Linked DNA regions of Homo sapiens: all the other regions are linked to region 3. A link is a loop called in an ENCODE intact Hi-C map of the cell type or tissue named here. Cell type or tissue: endothelial cell of umbilical vein. All regions are shown on one strand.

Region 1 (8,000 bases), 330 kb after region 3:
AAGGATATCTGATGAAGTTAAAGGAGAATGGCTTTTTTATTTTGTCAGTGAAGCAAAACCCAGGGTCATTAGTTAAGAAAGGAGGGATTGGAGTATGATTGGAATTTTACATGTTTTACAACTTTTAAAATTACACAATGGTACTTGGATTGGGGGTTTGGGAAGTGGACTGCTGCACAGTTTGACTCCTTATTTGGTGGTCTAACCTTCCCTTTATGGGATCCAATAATGGGTACAAAAGCAATTCAAGGAAATATTAGTCCTAACAAGATCATAGTTTCACAAGAATGTTTTATGTTCATCTCCAGGGCTTTTTAAGTGATTTTAAAAATTTTTTTCAAATCATTTGTACTTTAGAAAACAATTAGAAAAGAAAAGGCATGTATGCCAAGTCTCCAAACAAGACAGGTCACATTTTAGATTTGTGAATGGACAAAATCAATGAAATCAAGAGTAGAACAGTCAACAGACCATTTTACACAAACTCAATAAAATTATTTAAGGTGTGTCCCCTTCACACATTTTAGCACATGGTTCCGGAAAATGAGATGTTTCACCAGGCCCTTCAGTTCTGGCCATAATATAAAATGGATTGAGACTTTTAACTAAAAGGAAAAAGAAAAGCAAACAATGGCTTTAACAAACAGTACCCAGAATTGAATTGGCCCTGTTTAATAGCCCTTTATACAAATAACTCGTTTCACAAAATTAACTGGCATTCGCATACAATTTTATCAACCTACTTTTAGGATATGAATAATAACAGGATTTACTTTGCCATCTCAAAATTGTCCTCTGTAAATTCACACAGTTCTAATTTACCTACCCTAATATCAGGAAGATTTAGTTATACGACACTTTAATTAGTGCTTTCACTGTACTTGGTAGTTAGTTACTACCATTTTAGCCTCTTCAGGTTTTGTGTGTACATGTAATTCCAGTGTATCACAAAGCAAATATAGATTACTGAAAGGTTACCTCTCAGAATATTTAATAAAGCTAAAAACTAGCAAAATGGAAACTATTTCAAACCCCAGACTGTTAAAGTGCTAGATTCAGGGAACAGAGTCTACTGAGCTCCAAAAGTCTAAAATTACTTTAGCAAAGGACAACAGTGGCAGTGGAGAGGGATAAGATAACTGAGAGGGTCTTGAACTCCTAACCTTAGGTGATTTGCCTGCCTCAGCCTCCCAGTGTGCTGGGATTACAGGCCTGAGCCACCTGACCAGCCTGACCAACATGGTGAAATACTGTCTGTACTAAAAATACATTAATTAGCTGGGCGTGGTGGCACATGCTTGTAATCCCAGTTACTCAGGAGATTGAGGCAGGAGAATCGCTTGAACCTGGGAGGTGGGGGTTGCAGTAAGCCGAGATCATGCCTCTGCACTCCAGCCTGGGTGATAGAGTGAGACTCTGTCTCAAAAAAAAAAAAAAAAAAAAAATTAACAATAATAATAGTTGAGAGGGTGAATCAATAGGAATTGGCAAGTCATTGCATACTGAGTAAAGGAAAGGGTCAAAAATCAGTACAAAGTGCCTAGCCTAGGTGACTTGGGAGAAGAAACTGGATGACAAAGCTCAAAAGAGTCAGGAGAGGAAGGAATAAAAAATACCAGGGGGGAATTTGCACTGGAAGGGAGAAGAGGTATTCCATCCTCAGAAATAGAAGGGAAGGAGGAGGAACTCAGAGATGTCAAAGAGAAGATTAGTTGATGAAATTCATATGAGCTGAACTTTTATTTTCTCAGTGATACTAGGTAATCAGCTCAGGGCAAGGGAAGAGCTCCCGTGGGCAATGGGATACTGGAATACCAGATCAGACTCCTTTCTGCTGCTTAGTCATTAGTGATGGTCTAGAATTATCATCCCAGGCAGAAATATGAGATCCAACAATCATGAAATAGGGTTTAAAACAAGGAGGTCCAGAGACTTAAATTTATATTTTATAACAAATGATCTATTTTACTAGCTAAAGTGAAGGCCTTAAAATAGGTGTAATAGTGAAATATTTGAGGAGACAAAAAAGACCAGCCTTGCTAGGCTGACAGCACAATGTCAAAAGCTGATAGACTGTCCTTCTCAGGGTCTTCAATCCAAGAACATTGAAATGATTGAGATTTTAAGTACATCTCACTCTCTTTTGATAACTGAACTTGTTCAAGCTCTTCCAAACCTCCAATAATTGGAAACGTAAGGCATCAGAAATTACTGGTTGTCAGTCTGAAACCCATTCACCCTTCTTACATGTTTTCCTTTGGAAAATTCTCCCACTATGTGACTTAGTAAACTGAATAGTCTAAGCAATCATAAAAATCAAATTCCTTCACTATGGATTGGTTTAGACAGAAGTGTTCAACCAACTCTGGCCAATGAGACCCGAGGGAGTTGGCTGCAGGGCCTCTGGGTATGGTAAGGTGGTTTCTTCTTCCTCTGGACATTCTGATATTTGAATGTGACTCCTAGAAATATACAATCACATGGTGACCATGAAGGAACACACCAGGGGACAAAGCTAACAGACTGGGGATGATGGAAGCGAAGACAGAAAGGATATCTTTTAGACTCTACGTTAACCAACTTGGAACCATCATATCTCAGTCCTTCTTTTTAGGTGAGAGAACATATTTTTCCTCATATTTTAATTTTGTTGAGGTTTGTTATTTGTTGCAAATCCTGTCTTAACTGATTTAAGGTGGCCAGAGGAGAGATAAAGTCCCCTTTTCCAGCTATTCACAACTTACTCTTGTTGTCTGCTTGATCTTCCCAGTCAGCCAAGACACTTTTAACAGAGCCCTGGTGTGTTATAATGTACGTCCAACTATTGTTACACATGTACGTAACTACTTATGATTGTCAACCTCCCTGAGCATCATGATCATAAATAAAAGTTCTGTGTTTTGTGGAAGCAGGGGTTTTGAAAGAAGTGAGCTTTATGGCTCAAAACGTAACGACAAGCCACTTAAAGATATACAGATAAAAATCTTCATGAAGGAAGAAGAGGAAAACAGTTTTATTTCAAAACAGATAAATCTCTAATGAGCTTTAAGATATCTATGATTTGCTTTTAAAGAGCAGGCAATGAAAAAAGTGTTTCATCTGGAATATACTTCCTGACTTAAAAATAGCACTTGAAAAAATTTGCTCATTTCATTTGCAGACTGTTAATAGCAAAACTCATCTGGAGGATCTTTAAAATGCTCTGAAAGTAATCCCTGAAAGTATGGTCACCCAAAACTTTGTTTTATAAAATGCCAACCAAGGCTTCTCCATAAGGCCAAAACAAATAAGTTAATGAGAATATAACTAAATTCAGAAGAAAAATTACTAGCCCTTAAGAAAAATATATTTATTTGAAAATGTTCATTTACCTGCAAACACTATAAAACCAAACTCTACATTGGAGCTTTGATGTGATTGTATATTCTTATCATAAATATTTTTTAAAAATCAGAGGAAGTTACATAAGCAAAGGATGTATAAATAGTCTATTTTACTACAAAGAGTACAGCTTAAATGTTCCTATTTGGAATCATAATATAGTTCAGCAGCATAACACTACTGTGCAAGCTAATCATCAAGCCTTAAAAACATCACACATATACACACACAAATACGCTAACCAGTATTTTTGTCCCTTGAGATATATATATTTTCTCACAAATGTAAAGAAGCCTACACAGCTGTTTCCTTTAAAGATAAAAAGGGAAAAAAATTATTCTGCTGCAAAATACAACTAAAACAATTAGAATTAAAAAATGTTCACAACAAATATTTTTCAAAGGAATGTCCCAAAGACCTTCTCTTTAGTACACCCTACACATGACTGGTATCATAGTGGGAATCTACGAGATAGGAAAGAACTGCAGAACAGAAAGCAACGCAGACCTGGAACACAAAAAGAATTAAGATGAATGGGTCAGGAGATCTTGAAAACAACGGAGAGATGCCATCAAGTGGCTGAAGAAAGAATTCTTCACGTGGGATGGTTTTCCCAGACATCACCATCTGGTGGTCAATTGTGAGAATCATTTTAGACTGGTAAAACTGTACAATGTGAAATACTAGTCTTTCATGCAGTCCTTAATTTAAGGCTTGATAACTCCTCATTGACATTAAGAGAATACACTCCATTAACAATCTTTAAACACCATTTACATGACAGACTCATAAGGAATCATAAAATAGGAGTCACAATTCTACATAGGAGGGGAAGTACATTTAGAATTTGGCTTAAACAATTTTAGGGAACTTTTTTTCATAATAAATTCAAATTGAATAGCTATTTACAACTGTATTTAACTTGAAGCTATAATTTTTACCTTCCCTTCCCATATCTGTTGGCAGCCTAAAGTTGGGATCGTAAGTTTTTATTGTTATTGTTCTCATTTTGCTTTTTATTTTTACCTAAAATAGATCTTATAAATCATTTTATTTATGAATTCATTTATTTACATCTTCAAAAATTATTTTTGGACCATCTTCGTTGGACTGGGCACTGATTTAGGCACTGGTTATACAATGGTGAGCAAAATGGGCATACTGCTGTCCTTAAGCTTATAATCCAGTGTAGGTGACACACACTCAAGAAAAGTATTGGTTTACTCATTTGAAATCTATGTACTGAGTATATATTTCTTATGCCTTGTTCAGGGAGACATTAATGAGCAAAATAGATAAGGATTCCTAGTCTCAAGGAGCGCTTTGGATTATAAAGGAGGATGTGAACAAAGGTCGAGGGAAATGACACTGAACCTTTGATGTGAAACATGAGAAAGAGCCAGCAGTAAGAAGGGCAGGGGGCAGGAGCCAGAAGCAGAGGGATCAGGATTGCAGGTGCATATGCAAAGGTCCTAAGATTCATTGGGGGAGGGGAGGTAGGCAGAGTAGCTACAGGACAACGAACAAAGGGGAGAGTAAGATGACCTGGGACCAGAGAGGTAGGAGAGGATAGGTCATTGCAGAATGTTGTAGGTAATGGAAGAGAGGGGGTTTGATTTTCGGTTTAAGAGCAGTGGGAAGCCACTGAAAACATAGTCACAGGAGTGACATGATTTGCTTTGTTCCAAAAAGATCAGTTCAACTGCTTTTTGGAAGATGGATAGAGAAATGGATGGATGAATGGATGGATGGGAAGATAAGTATTCTTGTACTTTTAGAGAAAGTTTCCTTTTATTGTTTTTCTAAGAGAAAAATGAGTTTGATAACAATTTTCTGAAGCCATATCCCAAGACTTCTACCAGCTTCATTAATATTGGTGGATGGCATTTTTTGACCTGCAAGTATTCCTGATATACATTCTTGTGCTCAGGAAATCAGAAAATACAAAGATTAATGCTCACACTGCCTTATTCACCAGTTATAATTCTTCACTTCCTCATGTGAACTCCCCTATCATAGCATTAATCTTACCCTCTGATAAATTAACTTTGTTCTGAGTTCATCTTCTCTACAAGACTAAATGCTTATATCTTCTCTCATTTTTTTGCAATCCCATAATGCTGTCTTTCATTCTTGGGAGCTTTATCATAAATGTTTATTTAACTAAATAAAAAAATTATAGTTTAATATTAATTCATTGTACCACAGAATTTTAACTTTTAACATTAGAATACTCACTTCTCCAAAGGAATTTTTTTAATTTTTAGTTTTTAAACATGGGTACATAGGTATATATATGGGGCACATGAGATATTTTGATACAGGCATGCAATGTATAATAATCACAACATGGAAAATGGGTTATTCATCCCCTCAAGTATTTATCCTTTTTGTTACAAACAATCCAATTATACCCTTTTAGTTATTTTAAAATATACAATTAAATTATTTGGCTATAATCACCCTGTTGTGCTATAATAGGTCTTATTCATTTCTATTTTGTTTTTTGTACCCATTAACCATCTTCTCCTGCCCCCACCCTCCCACCATCCTCTCCACCTTCTGGTAACCATCCTTCTACTCTCTATCTCTGTGTGTTTAATTGTTTTGATTTTTAGTTCCCACAAATAAGTAAGAACTTATGTTTGTGTTTCTGTACCTGGCTTATTTCACTTAATATAACCACTTCCAGTTCCATCCGTGTTGTTGCCAATGATAAGATCTCATTCTTTTTTATGGCTGAATAGTATTCCATTTCCTTATTCATTCATGTGTTGATGGAGACTTAGATTGCATCCAAATCCTGGCTATTGTGAATAGTGCTGCAATAAACATGGGAGTGCAGATATCTGATATACTAATTTCCCCAAAGGAAAATTTAGATTGAAACCAATTTAACTTTTTTTTTTTAGGTTCTCTAATTATGGCCAATTGAGGTAGCATGTATGGTTCCTCATAAAATCTGCTGCTCAGCCCTTCAGACAAGGTGGATACAGCGTATCAGGGTAACACAGTGGTTTTTCGTGGACTGTTATTGGACATTCTGGGTTCTGTTCATTTCCTTTAAAGCCATGACACGTTTATCAGACATTGACATTGCTTTGTTCACCTTTCTAAAAATGACAGCTTATGATACAAACCGCCTCTGTCCCAACAAGTTCCTCCATCAACACAGAATTCTGCTGTGAAAGGCACTTTCCAGGACCAACTTATTTCTTCATAAAATTATGCAATTTTTATTAGGAGTAGGTTTCAGTGACTAAAATGCCCTGCATTCAGGGAGCTAAGAGGAGCCATGGGAGAAACAGCCCACAAAATAACGGGGAGATTTGCTATGGAACTTTCAAAAATAATAGAAAGACTTTTTCTTTCTTTTTTGTGACAGAGTCTCATTCTGTCACCTAGGCTGGAGTGCAGTGGAGCAGTCATGGCACATTGCGGCCTCGGCCTCCTTGGGCTTAAGTCAATCTCCCTCCTCAGCCTCCCAAGTAGCTGGGACCACAGGCATGCACACCTCGCCTGGCTAATTTTGTCTCTTTTTTTTTTTTTTTTTTTTTTAGAAGTGCAGTCTTTCAATGTTGCCCAGGATGGTCTTGAACTCCTGAGGTCAAGCAATCTGCCTGCTTTGGCCTCCTGAAGTGCTGAGATTACAGGCATGAGCCACCAAGCATGGCCAAGATTTCTTTCATTATGGAACTTGGCTGAGTTTTTCTGTCCAAATTTGATTCAACATCCTTTTGGCTCCTACAGAACCATGGATTTACCTTTACAGAATTACATTTGAAACTAGAGAGTAATGGTTTGTTCCATGTGTCTGTCTTTCTTATTGAAATGTAAGTCAGTGAGGGCAATTTCTTAATTTTCACATTTCTCACAGATGATTCATTGAAAGATGTCCAACAAATGTTTGATGGGTAAAGAAAAAAAATTCATCACTAGTTGAAAAGTTCTACTGACTCAAAGACAAATGTTTATAGTAAGGAAGAAACCATGCATTATGGCTTAGGTCAGTAACTATCAGGGGAATTTTGCTTTCCTGGGGGACATTTGGCAATATTTAAAGACATTTTTAGTTGTTGCAAGTGGGCACGTGTGTACTCCTGTCATCTAGTTGGTAGAGGCTAGAAATGCTGCTAACCATCATAACACCACACAGGACAGCCACTTATAAGCATTACATAGCCAAAAATGTCAATAGTGCCAAGGTTGAGACATCTGGCTTTAGGTTAAAGTTTCAATTGTTCTTCACACATATTAAAATGGAGCAGTTGCCCCCAAATTTATCCTCCTAGAAACTGTTTTGGTACAGCCATTACAGAAAATAGTATAGAGGTTCCTCAAAAAAATTAAAAATAGAACTACCATATGATCCAGACACCCCACTATTGGGTATATATCCAAAGGAAATGAAATCAGTATGTCAAAGAGACGTCTACACTCCCATGTTCCTTGCAGCAATATTCACAGTAGCCAGTATATGGAATCTGCCTAAGTGTCTATCAATGGATGAATTGGTAAAGAAAATGTAGTATATGTACACAATGGAATACTATTCAACCGCAAAAAAGAAGGAAATTCTGTCATTTGTGACAACACATATGAAAGTGGATAAATTATTA
Region 2 (8,000 bases), 78 kb after region 3:
TGTCAACCATTAAAGTATCATACAGGGTAGTTTTACTGCCTTAAAAATTGTCTGTGCCCAACCTACTTGTCCTCCTCCATCACTACTTCTTAGTTGTTTTCCAGTCCGTTCTTCCTTTCCCTCTCCTTCCTGCTGTTTACATTATTCCCATGAGAGGGATGTATTATTTACTCCTGGAACTCGGATTACAGCACCATGAAAATGGACGATTTCACTATTGTGATCTGGAAGTCCTAGAACTGCATTTACGTTTATTTTGTAATAATGGTCTTTATGTCCTCTTTAAACTTTTACTTTCTCCTCTCTTATCCCCTGCTCACTCATCATTTTTATACTTTCCATAATTTGTGCTGCATCCCTCCTCTATACAAGGCACTGTGATGGAGGGTAGACAGACTTACCAAGCATGGTTCTAGCAAACCCCCTATTTCTGCTTAGCTGATAATCACTACCTTCTTTAAGCTCCTTGGTTCCTTTCAATTTTACCTCAAGATGAGTTTCTCATTTTTCTTCAGTTCCAGTTGCCTTTCATAGAAGAGAGCACACTGGGATGAAAGCACACAGCAAAGATGAGTCAGATTATCTGGCCTACCCCCTACAGGGCCTCACTAGAAAAGAAAGAACTGTGAAGGCTAGTAATATACTGTCTATCCATCCGAAGTAGATCATAGGTGTGCTTTTAACTGAACTGATTTCTCCAGTCTGGTGAATGGGGTGGTTTCTGGACATCCACAATTTCTTGTTCAACCTCCTTCAGGTAGTAACTCAGGCCAGAATTTAGCATCATTCTTAGAATTTACTAGGACAGGGCACAGCTGTACCTGGGCCTGAACGTGATCTGAAATAATAAGCAGAATTGGTGGTATCACCTTGGTTGGATTCAGAGGAAGAAAAGAAACCTTCATGTTTTATGGAATACAGAAGGGTAAAGAGTTCAGTAGATACCATCATAGGAAATGAAAGACTGGAAACTCCAGTGTATTATTTCTCTGTAACGATGCTTCCGGAGAGCACTTGGCTACCATGCATAGTGTCATGGAGCTGGCATACTTTAATTGCCATTATTTTTGGCAAGATGGCATTTTAAGTTTTTGTTCCCTAACTGCAGGATGGATAAATACAGTATTTGACTCATATGTTGATCCAAGGTTATTTTTATTCTCCAGCACCTTTCAATGTCACGCCAGAAAAAGGTGCAGCTCTTTCTGGGCAGTCCTCCTACAGGCCATCTAAAATATCCACACAGGGAGCATTCCTACGGCTTTCAGGAGCATCTGAAACAATCCACAGTGTGTTTAGCAGAAGTCAGTTGGGGGAAAGTGTGCTCTTTTTCTCTGTCTTCAGCATTCAGGCTGTTTTTAAAGTCAGAATGCTTTGCAAAGGGAAGAACTGTGCCAAGTCTTTATTTTCATATAATGCCATAACCTAGTGTTTTGGGGACCTCACTTATCCCAAGAAAGCTGTTGGGGATGGCCCCTGCAGAGACAGCTGACCCAAATTGTGACTTCTCTGAGGGAAGGGAAACCCCTCTAGGACAAACAGGAAGCGATCTTTCAGCATAATGTATCCCATTGGGAACAAGTAAACAGTTTGCTTTTCAGTTCAAAGCAGTGAATTCAAGACACATTCATCGGTTTTGGCTCAATGTGACTCTAAAATCAAGTCAAATGGAAGGACTTTACAATTCAGAACCTTAAGATTCTATTTGGCTGAACACTGAGGTTGAAGTGTTGAATTCCAACTCATTTTTGTTATTATTTTTTCTTCAGTCATTTCCAAAATACTGCTAAGTTTTGGAAATAAAATAAAGTGCTAAAGTGGTTTTCAGATCCATGGCCAGGCCTCTGTGGTATAAAAATAATTCCCCAAGGTATGGTGTTCAATGAAAAGTAAGTGTTAACGTATATATAAACAACAAAAATCAATCTTTCTTAAGTTGGGGTCTGGAGAAATTTAGATTTCCCTTTTCAATTTATTTGACTTTTCTCTGGAAGTTAATAGTTAAATTTATCTAGTTTTATTACCTTTAGAACTAATGAAACACAGTTCACTGGTTAAATAACATAATCATCTGCCAACATAAAGGAGAAGGATCTTACCCCTTACTTCATTAACCAAGACCCTTCACATAGTTAACAAGAAGCTGGCAATACAATGTACATATGCTACTTAGTCTATAGAGCTGACACTGAAAAGTGAGGTGGAGTCATTTTCTAATTTTTTCATTAGTATCCATAAAATAAAAATCTTCACAGAATCAAGATAAATCACAATTACACCATTTTCCAGTCTATTAGTCCTGCCATTCCCATAGAAGGAACTGATATTAGTCTGATAAGTTTTGTTCCCATAAATTATAATGCCAGCTACATAACAACCAAAACACCTTTTCTATTAGAAAAGTCTCAGAAGATTACATGCAGGATACAAAATGATAGTTTGGCCTACTAAATTCCTCAGTACTAACGAATTGTCTTCATTCTCATACAGGAGAGATTGGTGTAGCACTTGTTCAAGTGGTAGTTCATGGGTGGGTGATTAAGCTAATTCTGATTTTTAATGCTCTTTGAACCCAAAGCCAGTTCCAAGTAGCTCCAGTCCTGAGGACCAGAGTCTAGGCTGGGGCAGGTGATGTGTGGCCCAGGAACCCTTGGGTCTGCCCAACCGTAAGCCCACATGGGGCTCATGTCTATAACCAATTCAGTAGTCATATGCCTTCTGATCCAGTTTATAAACTCTGGGATAACTAACAAATATAAAGATACAGAAAGAGACATACACATGTACCATTTTCCCTCAGGTTTTTGCATGTTTGTTCTTTCTATGAAGGTCATTTTAAACATCTTAATGTAACAGTGAACCTGATAGTTCTGGTATCTCATGGTTCGAGCACCAGAAGTTACTTTTCCTACCGATCCAAATGCATTCTGCACAAGCTTGCTGAATTACCTATGCAGGCCTTGGTACCACACAATGTCTATTAGGGAAAAAAGCCAGGAACAACAGAGACATTGTGAAAAAGAAAACCACTCCTTAGTTTTCCTCCTGTAAAAACATTGAGTCCCTAGCCTTGAAAAATGAGCCTTTCTGATGTGGAATCCAAAGAGAAAATCACTGTAACTGAAGAAACATGGTACTGTTGATACACCTGTGTCCAAACAGCTGTTTGAATTTCTAAACCTAAAGGGAGCATGAGACACATATGTCATCTATTGTGTGGTGGTAGCAACTTGGAACTTCTGTCACTTTTGTTTTTGCCTTTGTTGCTTAGTTGGCAGATGCAAATGTGAAAGATATAGAGGCTACACAAAATAGTTTTATATAACCCAAGGAACAAAGGAAATGCATTTGGGATGGCAGGTGTGCCAGAGACCAGGTATTTGGTCTTGTGTGCCCCCTTGTGGTTGACATGTCAACACAGACAGAGGAACTACACTTAGCAATCAGGTAAATGAAAGATTTGCTGCCTACCTTTCTAGCCTTGTTTCTTGCTATTCTGCTATTGCTTCCCTTTCTGTACTCCAGCCATAATGGTTTTCTTTTAGTTCTCAAATTTGCCATATTCTCTTTTTGTTTCTGCTCCTATGTCCTTAGAATACTCTCTCAATCCATCCGTTCGCCTAGTTAACTCTTACTCATCCTTCAGAGTTCACCTTTGAAATCACTTCATCATGGAAGCATAACCTGACTTCATGTACTAGGTCACTGTTGTTTACGCTGCAAGCAATGATCAGTTGCTAGAAACACTTCTTTAAATCGAAATTGGAGCCAGCGGTTTTAGCTTTTGAATCTTGAAAATAAGTATCTGTCTCAGGAAACTGTCTAATACAAGTGGCCACCTTTCTTTTTACTGAGAGTTCTCAGAAGAAATGAAAGACCGAGTTTAATATGCACAACACAATTATTTTACATTGATGATGTTCCTAAAACTTCATCCAGTATATTGATCATTTTTATCCTTTGACTCTTTTCTCCTTCCACTATATACGTCTACTTTCTAGTAACACCCCTAGACTCCTTTTCCCCTATCATACCTATAGTATCACAGGCATTCAATTAACATTTGATTAGGATAATTTATTATTTTTAACATTATTGAAATCGAAATCCAAATTCTAATGAATTATAAATAAGTAAAAGGCATAGCTCTAACTTAAATAATCTTTATTTTTCTGAATGATTTGAATGCAAGTTGTAGATAAGATGATACTTCATTCCTAAATATTAAAATATGTACCTCTTAAGAATAAGAATATTCTCCCATAAAACCACAATGCTAACATCGCAACCAAGAAATATAATATTGATAAGTATGATCCAATATTCAATCCATATTCATATTTTCCAAAAAGGTTTGTAATAATTGTCATTGTTATTGATGTTGGGTCCAGGACTCTATCAAGAATTACTGTATTTGTTTAGAAAGCCTCTTTAAGCTCTTTAAATATAAAACTAATCTACTGGCTTTTATATTTCTCTTTTTCTGGTCATTTGTTACATTGACATTTTAAAAGGGTCTTCGTTTCAGGTAGTTTTGTACAATCTTACTTGTCTGATTGTTGCTCCAAGACTAGATTCAGTTTAAACATTTTGAATCCTTTTCCCTTGCCTTAAAAAAAAAAAAAAAAAACACTTAACAGTATATCCTGTAAATCACTGCATAGCAGTTCAAGGATCTTTTCCCCATTTTCTGTGTGCCTCTGTGTATATGGCACTTTATTGTGCAAAGTTCATTCAGTCATTCTTCTATGGATGGGCATTTGGGTTGTTTCCAGTATTTTGTTATTACAAATAATGATGCAATAAATAATTTTGTGCATATGGTTTTTTTTTTTTTGTACTTGTTAAGGTATATTTTTGGGGTAAATTACTAAAATTGGGGCTGCTGGGACAAAGAGTAAATGAATATGTATATTTATTAGATATTGGTAAATCCCCCTCCACAAGGTGGAACCACTGTGCTTTCCCATCAGCAATGTAGGAGAGTGGCTGTTTCTCCACAACCTTGCTAATAGGATGTGTTGTTGATCTTTTGAATTTTTACCAATCTGATACATGGGAAATGTATCTCAGTGTAGGTTGATTTATGCGATGCTTATGAATAAAGTTCGGTATCGTTTTATTTTAAATACCATTTGCAGTCGGCAAGGTGGTGGAATGAAGAGCCCCCCGAAATCACTCCCCCCGTAAAAATACAGCTAGAAAGTATTCCGGAATAAGAATACCACACTGAATTCAATAGAACTCAAGGGAGAAGTAGAGAACGCCCTGGGCTCACGAAACTGACAGAAGCTGAAGCCAGTTAGAGGAGTGGTCATTTTAGACTGTGCCACACCCTCCTCCAAGATAGAATAACATCACTCACACAGAATTTCCTTAGACCCATGGTTTCTGAAGTGGAAGGAGAAAATATGAGGTTGACATTTGATCTTTCCACTAGTCTACTCTGGTCATGTCCCACAAGAACCACTGGGAGTACCAGGAAGGCTGAACCATCTGGGTTGAATTGGGGACAAAATGCAGGGGTGCTGATTGCAGTAACTGATGTGCAGGGTAGCTGCCCTATGCTCTGATCAGTGGAGAGGTCACATGGATAAGACTGGCCAGAGCCACAGTGCTGCAAGGGGGCACAATCCACTGAAAGGCTCAAATCCCTGGCTGAATTTCCCACAAAGCTCAGGTGCTCCTTTGGAGCCTTCCCTTGACCTGGAAACAACCCAAAGGCTGGTGATTAAGTAGTGGCACTAACTTAAGTCTTTCTCAGACTGGGAAACAAGGGCAGCACAACAATTCAGTTCCTGTGCAGTGTTTACATTCCAATGCTCACTGTAAGTCTTCCGCAATCCGGGAAGCAACCGCAGAATGGCGGTTAAGCTCCAGTGTTAAGTAGTAAAAGCCTAACACCACCAAAAACACCAGCAAAAGCTGGAACAGGCAAATGGGGGAGGTCTCCTCCTATATGCAGGCATCAATGTAAAGATGTAAGGATTATGAAAACCCAGAGAACTATGACATCACCAAAAGAAACAAACAAAGTTTTAGTAATAGAGCTAGAAAAATTTAAAGATCTATGAAATATATGACAAAATTCAGAATAGTCCTCTTAAAGAAGTTTAGGGAATCACAAGAAAATGTGGATAGATAACTAAATGAAATTTTGAAATATCCAGAAACTAGTGAGCTATTTTACAAAGAAATAGAAACAATAATAATAAAAAGAAATTCTAGAAATAAAGGATACAATAAATGAACTCATTAGAAAGCTTTAACAACAGACTTGATCAAACAGAGGAAAGAATGAACAATCTTGAAGATAAAACATATGAAATTACCTATTCAAAGGAACAAAAATAAAAATGAATAAAAAAGAAGAGTAAAGAAGGCTTATGACAATTATAGAACATCATCCATCAGACCAACTTCTACATACTAGGAGTTCCCAAGGGAGATGAGAGAGAACAAGGCTTAGGAAGCCAATTTGAGAAAATAATGGCTGAAAATTCACCATATCTACAGAAAGGCAACAGCATTAAGATAAAGGAAGTGGCCAGGCACAGTGGCTCATGCCTGTAATCCAGTACTTAGGAAGGCCAGGTGGGCAGATCACCTGAGTTTGGGAGTTTGAGACCAGCCTGACCAACATGAACAAACCTCATTTCTACTAAAAATACAAAATTAGCAGGGCATGGTAGGGCATGCCTGTAATCCCAGCTACTTGGGAGGCTGAGGAAGGAGAATCACTTGAACCTGGGAGGTGGAGGTTGTGGTGAGCTGAGATCGCACCATTGTACTCTAGCCTGGGCAACTAGAGTGAAACTCCATGTCAAAAAAAAAAACCTCATAGGCTCATAGGTTAGCAACCAAATTCAACCCAAATAGGAATTTTCCGAAGCACATCACCATCAAATTAGCAAAAATCGAAGCAAAGAAAGAATATTTAAAAACCAGCAAGAGAAATGAAACATATTCAATAGAGTCTCAATATAGCATTCAGCAAACTTTTCAGCAGAAACCCTGTAGGCTGAGAATGAAATGCTATATTCAAAGTACTGAGAGGAAAAAAAAACTGTCAACCAAAAATACTGTACCCAGTAAAGCTATCCTTCAAACAAGGAGAAATAAAAAGTTTCCCAGACAAACAAAAGCTGGGGGTTTAATCAACACCAGACCTGTCTTACAAAAAATGTTAAATGGAATTATTTAATCTAAAAGAAGAGGATACAAATGGGTAACACAAAAACATCTGAAGGAATACAACTCACTGGTAAAAGTAAGAATACAGACAAATTCAAAATACTGTAATACTATAATTATAATATGTAAGCCACTTAAATTTTAAGTATGAAGACTAACAGATAAAATTATTAAGACAATAATAAGTACACCAATTGGTTAGAAGATAGGCAATATAAAATGATGTAACTTGAAACATCAAAAAGTCAAAATGTGAGGAGGGGACGTGGTATTAAAATATAAAATTTGTCTTTGTTACACTTCTTTTGTGACCAAAGTTAAGATGGTTGCAACTTATTTAAAATAACCTGTTATAATCATAAGATGTTTATAGTTAGCCCCGCGTGTTGCCACAAAGCAAAAATCTGCAATTGATACACTAAAATAAGTAGCATGAGATCAAAAATTCTACTAGAGAAAATCACTTAACTACATCAGAAAATGGTAAAATAGGAAAAAAAGAAGAATGAATCTACAAAACACCATAAAGCAAGCAACAAAATGGCAGTAGAAAACCCGTACTTATCAATAATAACCTTGAATGTAAATGAATTAAATTCTCTAATTAAAAGACATAGTGTGGCTGAATGGATTAAAAAAAAAACAAGACCCAACTATATGTTATCTAAGAAAAACTCACTTCACCTATAATGATACACACATATTGAAAGTGAAGGGATGAAAAAACACACTACATGCAAATGGAAACAAACAAACAAGCAAAATCCCCACAGGAGAAGTAGCTACACTTATATCTGATAAAATGG
Region 3 (8,000 bases):
CATAATTTTAACTGATCATAACTAAACTGATCATAATTTTGTTGTAGACCAATATTAGGCATTCATTTTTAGCAGAATCTTCAAATACCGGTTGCATACTCTCAATTAAATATTCCTAGTCACTACTGACCAGAGGAATGTTGCCAAACAAATATACATATTTTCCTTTGGTGTCTATATATCTTTTTTACTCTAAAACTTCCTAGTTTTCAACTGCCTTCTGTTGGTCCCTCTAAAAATGTTTGATTGCTCCCACTCTGGTTTTTGGTTAACAAGCAGATTCATTTATCTCATGCTCACGTCCTCTTCATTCCTTGCCTATTTTGTTCTTCATCAAACAAATGACTGTTCTTCTCTACACAGGTTGTTCTGTTCTCTCCCTTCCAGTTTTACCACAGTTCTCATTTTTACTTATGTTTTCCACAGCACATTTAAATAAAATTTTATAACCTGCTTCTCTGTTTTGTACTGCCTTTAGATTAAAGGGTAATAGGATATTCAAACAGAGTACTTTGTGTCTCGGCTTTGCTGAGGCCTAAAGGCTGAACCATACCTAATTGCTTACTCACTTCACATTGTATAGCAAAATGCTAACTCATCCATGTGAGATTCACAAAGAGGAAAGCTACAAACTAGTGCTATTAGCATTAGCCAGGCCTTTCACTTCCACAACCTTGAATAGTCCAGGAAACAGAATATTTGGTGAGAGAGTGCTGAAGTGCTATGACATTTCTCCACTGGGGAGAAGAGGTTGTTACTCCCTTAGTGAAGTTTTAGACTCAAGTGAGTCTCTAAGTAGCTCAAAGAGTTTGATACGTGTCTCTAGGAGGGAAGGTTGTACAGAGAGTGACTACACTTCTAACACAAAGACCCATTTCTCCGTTCTTGTGCATGTTCTCTCTCTCTCTGGTTCTTTTCTGTTGTTCACTTTGATGAAGCAAGCCACCATGTCACGGATTGCTATATAGAGAGGCCCACATGTCAGGGAACAGAGAGCGGCCTCTTCCCAACAGTCCTCAAGGAACAGAATGCTGCCAACAACCACATGAATTAGCTTAGAAGAAGATAATTTCCCAACGGAGCTTTAAGATGGGTTGGCAGCCACTATACACACACACACACACACAAACAAACACACACACACACACACACACACACACACACATATAGTTATTTTTGTGGTTCTACATTACTAAGCCAAGCTGGATCAATAAGCTGGTAATAAGAATCAAATGTAGAACTTTGAGAGTAACTCATTCTCTTTCTAGGGTCTTGCTTGAAAGAAGTTCTTGGGAAGTGGATTTGACAGCTGACAAGAATAACTCATAGGAGACACATATCTGTGCATAGATTGAACAACCATTTTTCTGACATATGAACCTCAGAAACGTAGGCATTTTCCACTTTTGTACTAACTACATTCCTTTTTTATCATTTCTTGGCCAAAGAGATTGAACTCTGAACAATATCACCCCTCCCCACAAATCCTGTCCCCAGCCACACATATATGTTCCCATGCATTATGTCATTAAGGTTTGACTTGGACCATCAAATATGCCAGGCCTCAAAAAGAAGTTCGACTGTTGTGCCAATTGCATATTCTGTAAATATCCTAAACATTATTGAATTGCACACTCAAAATGAACTAATTTAATGTTATATAATTTATATCTTCATAAAGCTGTTAAAAATGGACTTTAAATAGCAGAAAGGCAGCCTTGACATTTTTGTACCTCTGCAGGTCTTCTGCAGATATCCTTTCTGCCACTATTTGAAGATACAGAATACTTTTCTTTGATTACCATTTTCCTACTAAATCATTTCTTTCAGAACTTATTACAGTTCCTTTGACTTGGCTTGTGGCTAAACCTTCATACACTGATACTCCACTGGTAAGAAAATTTCATTTCAAAGAATTGGAAAGAGAAAGAGCTTACTCATTTTTATTTGATTTCAGTTATTGTAGTGCAGCTAAGTGGTCTCAGTCTCGTTTTCTTTCCACATATTGAGCTTGGGTCTCCAAAGAGGTTATTTTTCAAAAGGAGATTTTGCAGGTAACCAGCATGTTATATAGAATGTAATATTTGGGGCCTGAGAAAAGAGAAGAGACTCTGTAAACATGTTCCACAAAAGCTCATCTGCTATGAGATCATCTGAAACAGTGTAATTGATCCACGTATCAAAAGTAATGGCCACCAAGAGAAAAAGCCATTGATCTTTCCGACTTTGGTTTTTCCAAATGGAGTGGACTATTGGGCCTATTATAAAAGATAGCGCCTATCCAGGGGCAATGAAGTGGAACCCATAAATTACCTGGTTTATTAATTTTTGTAAACATTTAGATGAACTAGTTAATAAAAACAAAAAAAGCCTAAAAAACCTGAAAGCAAATGTCGCTTAAAATAACTGTGTGTTCATCTTCATGGCGTTTTACACTTTTTAATACATGTTCATGTTCACGTTTTATACTTTTTAATACCTGTTCACAAAACTGCAATTTTGCAGGTTTTGTCCTATTTTGGGATGATGGGAGGATATATAGAGAGGATAAAATCCGTCAAGATTACAACAGAACACTAGATAGGATTACAAAATTTGCTTTGTAGCCTCTCCCATGGGGGTTCTTAAAATGTATTTAATTTTTTTAATAACAAATGAATTTATGTTAATTGTAGAAAAATACAAAAATAGAGAAATTACAAAGAAGAAAAAAAGTAACTATTTTACCAAGAATTGGATATAAAGTAATGCCATTAATACAAGGAGAAAACTGCCTAGATTCCTAAGGGTCATGTGTCAGAAAATCTTTGTATTTCCTATGAATTTTTCTTGCCAGTTGTCAAATGTGTTTCCTAAGAACTTGCTTTAGGCAAGACCCTGGAGAGCCAGTGAGTTACTCTGAAAGCTGTCCATTTGATTCCTATTAACTAGCTTATTCATCCAGCTTGGCCGAGTAATACTGGCAACACAAATAACACACACACACACACACACTCTCTCTCTCTCTCTCTCTCTCTCTATATATATATATATACACACACACACACATATATATATATACATATATATACACACACACATATATACATACACACACACATATATACATATATACACACATATATACATATATATATACACACACACACATATATATATACACACAATCTATCTATCTATTTATCTATCTATATATATATATCTTTGTGCTGTTTTCCTTTAGAACATTGGTTCTCAACTGAGGGCAATTTTGCTGTCTCCCGTCTAGGACATTTGGCAATGTCTGCAGACATTTTTGGTTGTTCCTTGTGGGTGAAATGGTGCTGCTGACATTTGGCTAGAGGCCAGAGATGCTGCTAAACATCATCTAATGCACAGAAAAGCCCCCACATACCCAACAAAGACTTATATGGCCCCAAATAGCAACAAGGCTGATATAATACCAATATTTATTTCCTTCCTTGATTCCTCTTTCCTCCCAAAATTATAGTCACACTGGTCATCTACTTCCATATACTATTTATTTTTTACTTACAATTATATTGTGAATATTTCTTCATATCATTATTCTTCAAAGCATGAATTTAATGCTGTACAACAGTTTATCATGTGACTTATTTAATACTCCTTACTGATGACAATCAGTTCCATTTCCAGTATTTCAACATCATTAAATAATGTTGGTATGAACATTCTTGACCATAAATCTATTTTCATTTCTCTAATGATTTTCTTTGGATGGATTCCTAGAAGTACAATGACTGAGTCAAACCAAATGAATGTTTTTAAAGCTCTTCGTCTTGTTGCCAAATTGCTTTCACGATTAACAGTCTCTCTGGCAGCATATTAGAATACTCGTCAGGCCAGCTCGGTTTCTACCATATTTTTGCGCTAAGCTAAAATTTGACATGTTAACACTAATACGTAAGCCTTATAGTCCTGATATGATTTGTGAATGTTAAGTACTTTAATAACCATTCTCTAGCTGACTAATACAAGGTAGAAAGTTCAGGTGCTATACTCACCTTACCCCCAACAACCATCTAAGAACTCTTATTTTCAAGAAGTAATTTCTACAAGGTTACACAGATTTCAAGATGAAGGAGAAAGAAAAGGAGAAGGAGAAGATGATGATCGCTGAACCTAAGCCAGAAGCCAGCTTTCATTCTGCGCTCTTTCCACTGAACCGTACACAATTGCCATTTCATAACGTGAATTGCATGAACATGGATATGCACGGACTCACTTGAGTCAGTCAAGAGTTTTGGCTTTCACATTCTCCAGTACTTGGCTAACATGTATAGCCCTACCTGCCCCTTTCCAGCAGATGGTGCTGTTTTTCCAACATTTAAATGCTACACAGCAAATGATAACTTTTGATTGATTTGAGCCAGGTTGCTTAAGGGCGTTCAACGAAGTCTACTTTGCACATTGGTATTATTAAAATTGCTCAAACATAAAACCAATCTTTGCTCAGTATTGATGGAAACAATGTGTGTTCGAGAGTACTGATAACAAATAAATAATGAATCACCACCCTACCGCAATGATGTATTACACTAGACTTTTTTCCTGGAGACATAGAAGTAAATGTTTTAGGGAGGCTGTGGGAGTCAGAGGTGGGTCTTAAACAAGGTAGATATAAAAGATTATGAGTCATCATACAAATTCTGTGTTGCTTCTACAGTAAATATCATGGAACAAATGTTGGTAGAATATGGAAAAAAATATATATATATATCCTCCTGTCTATTCACAGAATATGGAATATATATATATATCTCCTCCTGTCTATTCACAGCTCCAATGCAGCTTTCTTACTTCCCACCAATTAAGTTTCTAATAACACCTATAGGCAATCTTTATATATATATGCTGGGGTATCAGCAGTGACTCATTTTCCAAAATAATTTGATATTAATATAGAAGAGGAAACACAATATCTCCTTTCAGCCAGCGCGGGAGAGATAAATTTCTCACTGTCAATACAGGTTAGTAGTTCCCTCAAACACAATTAGGACTTAGATGAGAACATCCTCTTTCCTGGGTTAAGAATATGTTTACAATGAGAAAACAAGGCCAATCCAACTTTTCTGAAAAGAGCATCAGTCCAGATGAGGACTGATTCAGTAAGGTACATTGTGATTCACTCATGACTGGAGAAGAAAAAGGTTGGCTTGGGAAAACAAAAAAAAAAAAAACAAACAAAAGCCACCTTTAAAATCAATCCACAATCCGCAAGTCTCAAACAACTATCACTCATCCACATAGAAAAGTCATCCATGTTTCAAAAAGGCCATAAACCATGCATAGGCTGCTGGTTAAGAGACTGATCACACTGGCAAGGAGAGGACCTACAATAGTTGTCCTCTCAAATTTGTAAAATTTGATGAGAAATGGGAATAAATTATAAATCTGAGCTTGGAGGCTTGTGTGATCTTCAGAGCAAAGTGTCCCCCAAACCAAAGTTGGAATAAGCAATATTTTTAAAATATTTCAGGTCCAGCCCAAACTGACATACTTATCTGTGAAGTTATCTGTATTTATCTGTAAAAATTTGTGGCCATATAATGCAGAGATACTAATGCATGAACCCTTTTGTATAAATCACAAGTACATGTGATTTCATAGAGAGATGCACAAAAAAATTAAAAGTGGCTCTCTCAAAAGGAAGTGTTTGGCATTTGAAAAAGAGGAAGATATATAACAAATGTTGAACTACTTTAGATCTTAAAACATCTCAGAAAAAAAACACAACTTTTTCTTCACCTAATAGTGCTTCAAAGAAATATAATTTAACTCACATCCCAGTCTTGGCTATCGATTATAGAAGTTAACAAACAGAACAATTTCTCTGTAACCTATTGTTTTTAAGCAGGCCTTGAGATTTGTTTTAATTATTTAGTATTCTGCATAGATGCATCTGATGGACTTGGCTGTTTTGCTCCTTGAACATATTGTAACAGTCTCAGAGCTACATGTGCTCAGGGAAGGCATTTTAAAAACTAAATTTTCAAAGGTGTCAGCAACCTTGCAGATTTAAGATTGTAAATATCCACACTGCAGAACATGTCCACTAAATTTTCCAATCAGAGGAGGCCTGTGTTGACAGCTCATCCCATGGCAGGCATTGAATTTAATCAAGAAATTTCTAGTTTAAAGGTTAAATTCTAACCTGAAAATGCACCATATCTAAGGAAATTCCATTTCAAGTAACATGAAAATTCATTCCAGAAGTTTTCATGACTGTCATGGTTGAAGAGCTAAGTCTTATTTATCAAGGTTTTATACTATATGTCACTACCAACATACTGAAATGTTTTCCCATTTACCATTCCTTTGAATCTGAGTTTATTGTACTCTAGTTCTCTTTTCCTGGGAAGCTGAGGAAGCTAGAGAATGTTATCTTATATAGAAGGTTTGGAGATTATGTCTCCTTAAATTTTTATGGAAATTCAAATTTACTTTTCACACTTTCATGTTCTGGACATAGAGGGTCAAAATACATTAAGCCATGGATAAGACACAGTTGAATGTTATTTGAATGGTATTAGTAAATGCCATCACGAAGCTACTGTCAGACAGCTATGGGTAAAATTTCAGGAAATTCACAGCATAAGAAAAGGTAAAAGAATTTCAATGCACTGGCAAAGACTTAAAGATGTCCAAATCTTCCAATGTAATTTTATAAATTAGAAAAGCATATTAAGGTTTTCTTATGGAGAAAGAGAGAAAAAAATGTTCTATCAACTCTCTTGGATTGCCAGTTTCCAACAGCTGGTAGTCTTTGCTATTTGCAAAGACTTTCTGAATGTTTTTCTCCTGTATTTTCTCTTCTAGCATTTCTCTTAGGCCTGCGCACAGAGTCTGCAGTGCCCTGTTTTGTACCCCACAAAAGAGAGGTTTGGCAAAGTCACAGCATCTGGTAGGTCCTGCCGGCTGGGTGATTTATGGCAAAACTAAGAGGCAAGCACAATTGATTTGGGTCTCTCTTTTCCTGTTTAAATGTTGTCCATTCTCCCCAGTTTAAGCTGCCTCCTGTCTATTCACAGCTCCAATGCAGCTTTCTTACTTCCCACCAATTAAGTTTCTAATAACACCTATAGGCAATCTTTATTTTTTATTAAAAGCTTTCCTAAGACATGTCTTATTTCCAAGACAATAAATATACTGCTTGGAAGTATGGGGGCTAGTTTGGAAATTTTACTTCTTTCTTAGTTTGTGTGACTTCCAACTAATTGTTCCCATATTTGTAGGCCATCTGGATATTTAGGTAATAGGGAAAAATGAAAGGAGCATGGGGTTGGAGTCAGAGAGATAGATCTAGGGCCAAATGCCACTTCCGTGACTTATGAAGTGGGTGACATTGGGCAGGACCTTTAATATCTTGGAGTCTCAGTTTCCTCATCTGTGAAATGCAGGTAATGAGCTCTAGTTTATACACTGTAGGATTGCATTTGTAGGGATGCATTCTATTACAGGCATTTAGACTTGTCTTAACAGACCATGTCCCGTAATTCCTTTCTAAAAATTGCCTTCTCTTTCCAGTTCTTGCTAAAAGGGTGATCCTAGGGACAGTCAGATTTTATACAGGTGATCTTGACCCTCTGGCCACAGTGTTAGATCAATGTGGAAACCTGATCCCAAGAGAACCCATCTAAATGTTGAGCACAGCCAATTATGGTGTCTTTCTTGACAATTTAATCTAAACACACACACACACAAAATAGTTGAGACAATATGGAGCACCTGGAACTCTTGTGACATTGACAATAAACATGGGATGACCTCTCTGTTGACTTCATTGTAGCTGGCACCTGAACATTTTCGACTGGATTCAAAAGAAACATCATGACCAACCTGAGCCACTGATGGCATGGAGGAGAAGAAATCAGGAGGCCCTGAGGAACATGATGTACAGAGGGGTGTGGTTGAATAACATGGGTGTATGAACAGAAGATGAAGCGGGCATCATGCAAACTCATGAGAGGCCTGGCTGA

The links. Hi-C counts contacts between places; a loop is a spot of excess contacts. Peaks named below come from ENCODE experiments on the same cell type or tissue, not always from the same donor. Only the 100,000 strongest peaks of a DNase experiment are listed, where the experiment ranks them.
Region 1: a loop joins it to region 3, with 15 times the contacts of the local background. A loop is called at or near these places in 65 of 110 quality-filtered maps.
Region 2: it touches region 3 in a loop (10-fold over the local background); 22 of 110 quality-filtered maps call a loop at or near these places.

The regions. Positions count from the first base shown.
Region 1 is chr9:71,245,931-71,253,930 of GRCh38, forward strand. It overlaps a transcript of TRPM3 not described here. Among named protein-coding and RNA genes, the nearest start is that of TRPM3, 130 kb to the left of the region's middle. RefSeq lists a silencer at 3,823-4,117. In endothelial cell of umbilical vein, a CTCF peak has its summit at 4,004 (motif pointing left); a DNase peak (open chromatin) is centred at 3,961; H3K27me3 peaks cover 727 bases.
Region 2 is chr9:70,998,582-71,006,581 of GRCh38, forward strand. All of the region lies in intron 1 of TRPM3 (transient receptor potential cation channel subfamily M member 3), which reads right to left. Among named protein-coding and RNA genes, the nearest start is that of TRPM3, 120 kb to the right of the region's middle. In endothelial cell of umbilical vein, a CTCF peak has its summit at 3,433 (motif pointing left); no DNase peak of the experiment used is centred here.
Region 3 is chr9:70,920,811-70,928,810 of GRCh38, forward strand. The region is part of intron 1 of TRPM3 (transient receptor potential cation channel subfamily M member 3); the gene reads right to left. Among named protein-coding and RNA genes, the nearest start is that of MIR204, 110 kb to the left of the region's middle. In endothelial cell of umbilical vein, a CTCF peak has its summit at 4,307 (motif pointing right); DNase peaks (open chromatin) are centred at 3,801 and 4,291; H3K27ac peaks cover 480 bases.